Regions from separate parts of the Homo sapiens genome. Here region 2 is linked to region 1. A link is an interaction called in ENCODE POLR2A ChIA-PET data of the cell type or tissue named here. Cell type or tissue: OCI-LY7. All regions are shown on one strand.

What was found. Peaks named below come from ENCODE experiments on the same cell type or tissue, not always from the same donor. Only the 100,000 strongest peaks of a DNase experiment are listed, where the experiment ranks them.
Region 2: POLR2A ChIA-PET joins it to region 1 with 8 read pairs; 1 of 35 experiments calls an interaction of 5 or more read pairs at or near these places.

Annotation. Positions count from the first base shown.
Region 1 is chrX:16,113,175-16,115,674 of GRCh38, reverse strand. No RefSeq gene overlaps it. Among named protein-coding and RNA genes, the nearest start is that of GRPR, 9.1 kb to the left of the region's middle. In OCI-LY7, no CTCF peak of the experiment used is centred here; a DNase peak (open chromatin) is centred at 1,304; H3K4me3 peaks cover 361 bases; H3K27ac peaks cover 1,057 bases.
Region 2 is chrX:16,803,972-16,806,471 of GRCh38, reverse strand. The region is part of intron 1 of TXLNG (taxilin gamma); the gene reads right to left. Among named protein-coding and RNA genes, the nearest start is that of TXLNG, 19 kb to the right of the region's middle. In OCI-LY7, no CTCF peak of the experiment used is centred here; a DNase peak (open chromatin) is centred at 1,331; H3K4me3 peaks cover 2,179 bases; H3K27ac peaks cover 2,500 bases.

The sequences.
Region 1 (2,500 bases):
GCCAGAGTTTGCTGATTCTGTTTCAGGAAAACTTGCTGAAATATTTATGGATAAAATGACATGATAGCCAGGATTTGCTTCAAAATCATATGGAAAGTAGAGAAGTGGGTAGGGACAAAAATGAAACAGGATTGGCCCTGAGTTGATACTTGCTGAAGACAGGTGAAAAGTATGTGGGTGCCCATGTTATGCATCTGTCTATTTTTGTATATATTTTAAATTCTGCACTATAAAAAGTTTTTACAACGTCTAATAAATGTAATTAATTATTAACATGGTTAATAATGCCAACAAAGTAACTATTCACATATCTTTGAGGTCTTGGCTGGGTGGTGCAAAGTGAAACTCTTCCCTGAAAGGGTGGTAGTATCATTCCAGCCATTCAGATATGCATTTCCTCTCCTCCACATCAATCAACCTGGAGGTCCAAGATTGAAGTGCCATGAAATGCACATGACTTAGAATGGAATTTGTTTCAGAGTAGCTAGTGGATTGTCAGTGCAGGAAAATGACTCTTCGACGCAGTAGGGAAGTAGACTGATTTGCTGTTTTTACTGACCACCCCAATCTTTCCTCATTCCTCCCCGTGGGCATATTAGTGTATTTTAAATTCTGCTAGTGTCCCACAGCAACCAAATATATATCCAGATAGATAATGAGTATTACAGGATCTGTGGAAAGGGGTGAGGACAGAGGATATAATAATAGAGCCAATATTGATTCCAGATGCTTTACGTGTGTTCTCTCATGGAATCCTTACAACCACCCTATGATATAGGACTATTTACATTCCTTTTACAGATGAGAAAATGAGGCATAGAAAGGGCAAGCACCTCGCCTGCAGTTACATGGTTAAGAAGCGTGTTTCTGTAATTGGGTGCGTAACCACTAGACCACATCATCTCTCAGGGGACAAGGGAGAGAACTAGAGGGATAGTTATGACTCAGAGTTCTCCTGGGAGGTGAAATGGACAAATAGGAAAATGAAGAAAAAAGTGCACTGAAACAAGTAGAAACTAGGGATAAAGAATTAGGGAGCTGAAAGACTGGTGGAAAAAAACCAATAAGGAGAATCCAGCAGCTGTGGTTTCTATTTCTTTCTCGGCAACGGTATCTTGTGTTTTTTGTTTTTGGGTTTTTTTTTTTTTTTCGCCTCTAGAGAAATAAACAGGATGCTCAGTTCCTGTCTCATGTCTATAGTCACATTTCTTTAATATCAAAATAATTTAAGATGTGGAATAGAGAAAAGCAGAAACTCACTAGTTCCTAATGATGACAGGTCCTCAACTGTACTTCCTCTTTCAATAAACAAGATAAAACATCCTCATGGAAACATGAAGCAAATTATGCAATGTTTTACTGAAAACACTGCTAGGCTTCAGGGTGACTCTTAGCAATAATGAAAATGCCCCCATTTCTGATCCCATGGCAAAGAGGCTTCTCACAGGATTAGAGCAAGGCTTGCTAAGTTGTATTTCATCTCCTTCTAGTGCACCCCACTCCCTGTCCTAACCCCACTTCTATATCCCTTCACCAGCAGTGAAGTGCCACCTTTCAAAATGAAGAGCTAATTTGCTATGTTGGAATTAGAGACTTCACTCTAGTCATCCAAAAGTGTTCATTCCTCTTCCTTCACTTGTAAACTCTCCTTCTGATGATTATGATTAATAATAGTCTTCCTCTTTGGGTTTTGTACCATGAGAAGAACTTACCAACACACATTTGATTTCCTTAATCAAAGGCCTAAAAGTGTGGAAATACTGCCTTTGAAAAGAGATTGACCAGACCCCCCAGGCTATAAGGCTGACTTAAGGGTGAAGCCTCATTATGTCCATAGCAAAGAAAGCCTGGTTGCCAAGCATACAAAAATTTTTTAAAAAATAGAAAGTTAATAACTCTGAGTAGGTTACAACAGGCTATGATGTTTATAGGTTTCTGAAGCATTTTGATTGAGATTCAGTGACTTCAACTGGTCGGGGAGGCAGAACTCAATAATTTTTTTTAACTTTCAATTAAATTGTTGAGGTAAAAACAATCAGAGCAGAAAAAGAATGAGGAGAGGCTTTTGTTACTAGGCAATCCAGAAGCAACATAAACTGTACTCTGGAAGAAAAATGCTTTTTACCCTTTCTCAGAAACTAGGACACACGAAAAGTAGTACCAAAGTTTTTCCTTAGATATAGCTACTGCCAAACCTAACATGGGCACATTCACCCCTTAAATTCTCACTCCAAAATCCAGGTTTATTCAAGAGTGTTTGTATGTGAGAACATGTATTTGTAGAAGGGTAGGAGTTAGAATTAGCATTTGCTGAGTATTCACTATGTGCCAGGCACTATTCTAAATGCTTTATAGCTCTTTAGATTTTGAACCCTATTAGGAAGGTACTATTATTAATCCCATTTTAAGAATGAGGAAACCAAGCTCCAGCGAGGTTTTATAATTCACCCAAGATGACACAATTAGTCAATGCTAAAGCCTGGTTTCAAACTCAGGCAAT
Region 2 (2,500 bases), 690 kb before region 1:
TTATCTCTAAAAATCTTTCCAACCCTTTGTTTCTAATAATTTACCCTAAGAGTTGTTAACTTCAACCAGGAGTGTACGGACAACAGTGTATGTGCAACCATGCTCGCTCTGCCCTGGGAGGGGCAGTGGAGGCAGAAATGGATGAGGAAATAGTGAAAGATATCAAAGATACCCCATACTCTCGGGGCATCAGCTACTGGCCTTATTTGGTTTTATAAAACATAAACGTTCCTCCTAAACGCTTCCAGTATTTTGAGGGGCTTTCACATTTCCAAATACAAAGTTTTACAAACAAGCCTATTATAAAAATTACATTGTCATGTGGCTAAATTACAAAAATGACTTCAGCTTTGTATAAGTCATTTAAAACAGTGTATACACTAAGGCTATTTTAATCTTCCAAAGAACTATTGTGGATAGCACAGTTTTCCTCACAGCTAATGCTTTATCAATCATTTATCTCAAATTCCTGTTTTAACCATTTTGGATCAAAGCCTTTAAAATATGTATTACATAACTCAATGCCTCCTTAAATAGTAGTCTGTTTTACTGTGTTAGAACAAAGAAATGAAATGAAAGGATATTTATTTTTAACAGATAAAATATTACTGTGCACTATTATATAATTAGATTTTGGTATACATGTCTCTACAATATGCCTATATTCTTTAAGATAATAAATTCTCAATGTTTCCAAATATAAACTCCCAAAGGTTAGATCTTATGTAAATTTTAGGTATGAAATACTTGTCTGAGACTTCCTAAGTTATATAGCACTGTCTTTAAAAACAGACCACACAGACCCATACATGGGAATTTACTACATTAAAAATGGTGTCATTTCAAATTGGTAAAGGAAATAAATGATTTATGATATCTCCCAAACCATATGGGGGAACAAAGGGGTATCCTGTCTTACCCCCTCCAGATATACCAAGATTGAAACATGAAAAATTAAAACCACAAAGAGCTTGAAGAAGTCCTCAACAAATTTTTTTCCATAACCTTGGCATGAAGAAGGCCTTTCTTTTGTTGTTGTTGTTTTGGTTTTTTTATTTTTATGAAATTATATACAGCAGAATGACTGCTCCATAGACAGAGCAGGGCTATCTCAGTAGCACAGAGTAGCCAAGAAGGCCTTTCAAAGGAAAGCAAAAAGCCCAGAAGCTATTTTTAAAAAGGGGGTGGAGGGCGGGTGCGGTGGCTCACGCCTGTAATCCCAACACTATGCAAGGCCGAGGTAGGAGGATTGCTTGAGCTCATGAGTTCAAGACTAGCCTGTGCAACACAGCAAGACCTGTCTCTACTAAAAATAAAAAAATTAGCCGTGTGTGACGGCACACATCTGCGGTCCCAGCTACTCAGGAGGCTAAGGTAGGAGGATCACTTGAGCTTGGAAGATCAGCAAGCTATGACTGCACCACTGCACTCTAGCCTGGGCAACACAGCCAGGCTCTGTCTCTCAAAAAAAAAAAAAAAAAAAAAAGCGGGGGGGGGGGGTGGGCAGTGGTGGTGACTGGAGATTAGTTTGCTAAATAATTAAAATCTTTGAAATTCCTGGGGTGGAGGGACAACGGACAGTGAGGTATGAGAAATTACCTATTGGGCCCAATTTATACTATTCCTAGTAGTGATGGTTATACTAAAATCCCAGACTTCAGATTTCACCGCTACATAATGTATCCATGTAACGAAACTTGTACCCCTTAAATCTACAACAAATTTTTAAAAACTAAAAACTTTCAGACTAGCCAAAAGACTGCAGGAAGCCCTTACAGATGAGCCAGAGACACAGTTTTCAAGGGTTTGTGAACAGGCAGATCACAATTAAAGAACTAAAAATGCCCAATATACAAATAAAAATGCAAAGCAAACCAAGGTACCATCTTTAACTTACCACATTTTAAAGGAGTAAAAAAACAACCTTGGTGTGGGCAAACAGGTCACTCAACATACTTTTGGCGGGGGGTGGGGGGCTCTAAATTGGTAGAGTGGGTTTGTAGAGGTATTAGCAAGCTCTATCAACGTCTGAACTCACATGCATTTTCACCCAACAATTCTACCGCTTTGAGTTTATTCCAGATATTCTCACTCAAGTGTAAATGGTTACTCACCAAACCAGAAAACAACCTAAATGTCCACCAATAGGGAACTGGTTAAATAACGGCCAACCATACAAGGTAAAACCATGCAGCCATTCAAAGGAATAAAACAGATCGTATGCCGACATAGTATAATTAGGTAGGAAAAAAGGCAAATGGCCAGTACAGGATGAATACATCAGTATAAATTTAAAATATCCATACACTGTATAAGCCAATATATGGATACAATTTTCCTACAAGAATATCCCCAAAATTGTTCACCATAATTACCTTTGTGTGGATTGCGGACCTAGAAGTTGGAAATGAAGAATTATTTTTTCTTTTTATAATTCTTGGCTCTGCCTTAATTTATTTTACTTTTTGGCTGTCAAATGATCCTTTATTGGAATATTTTC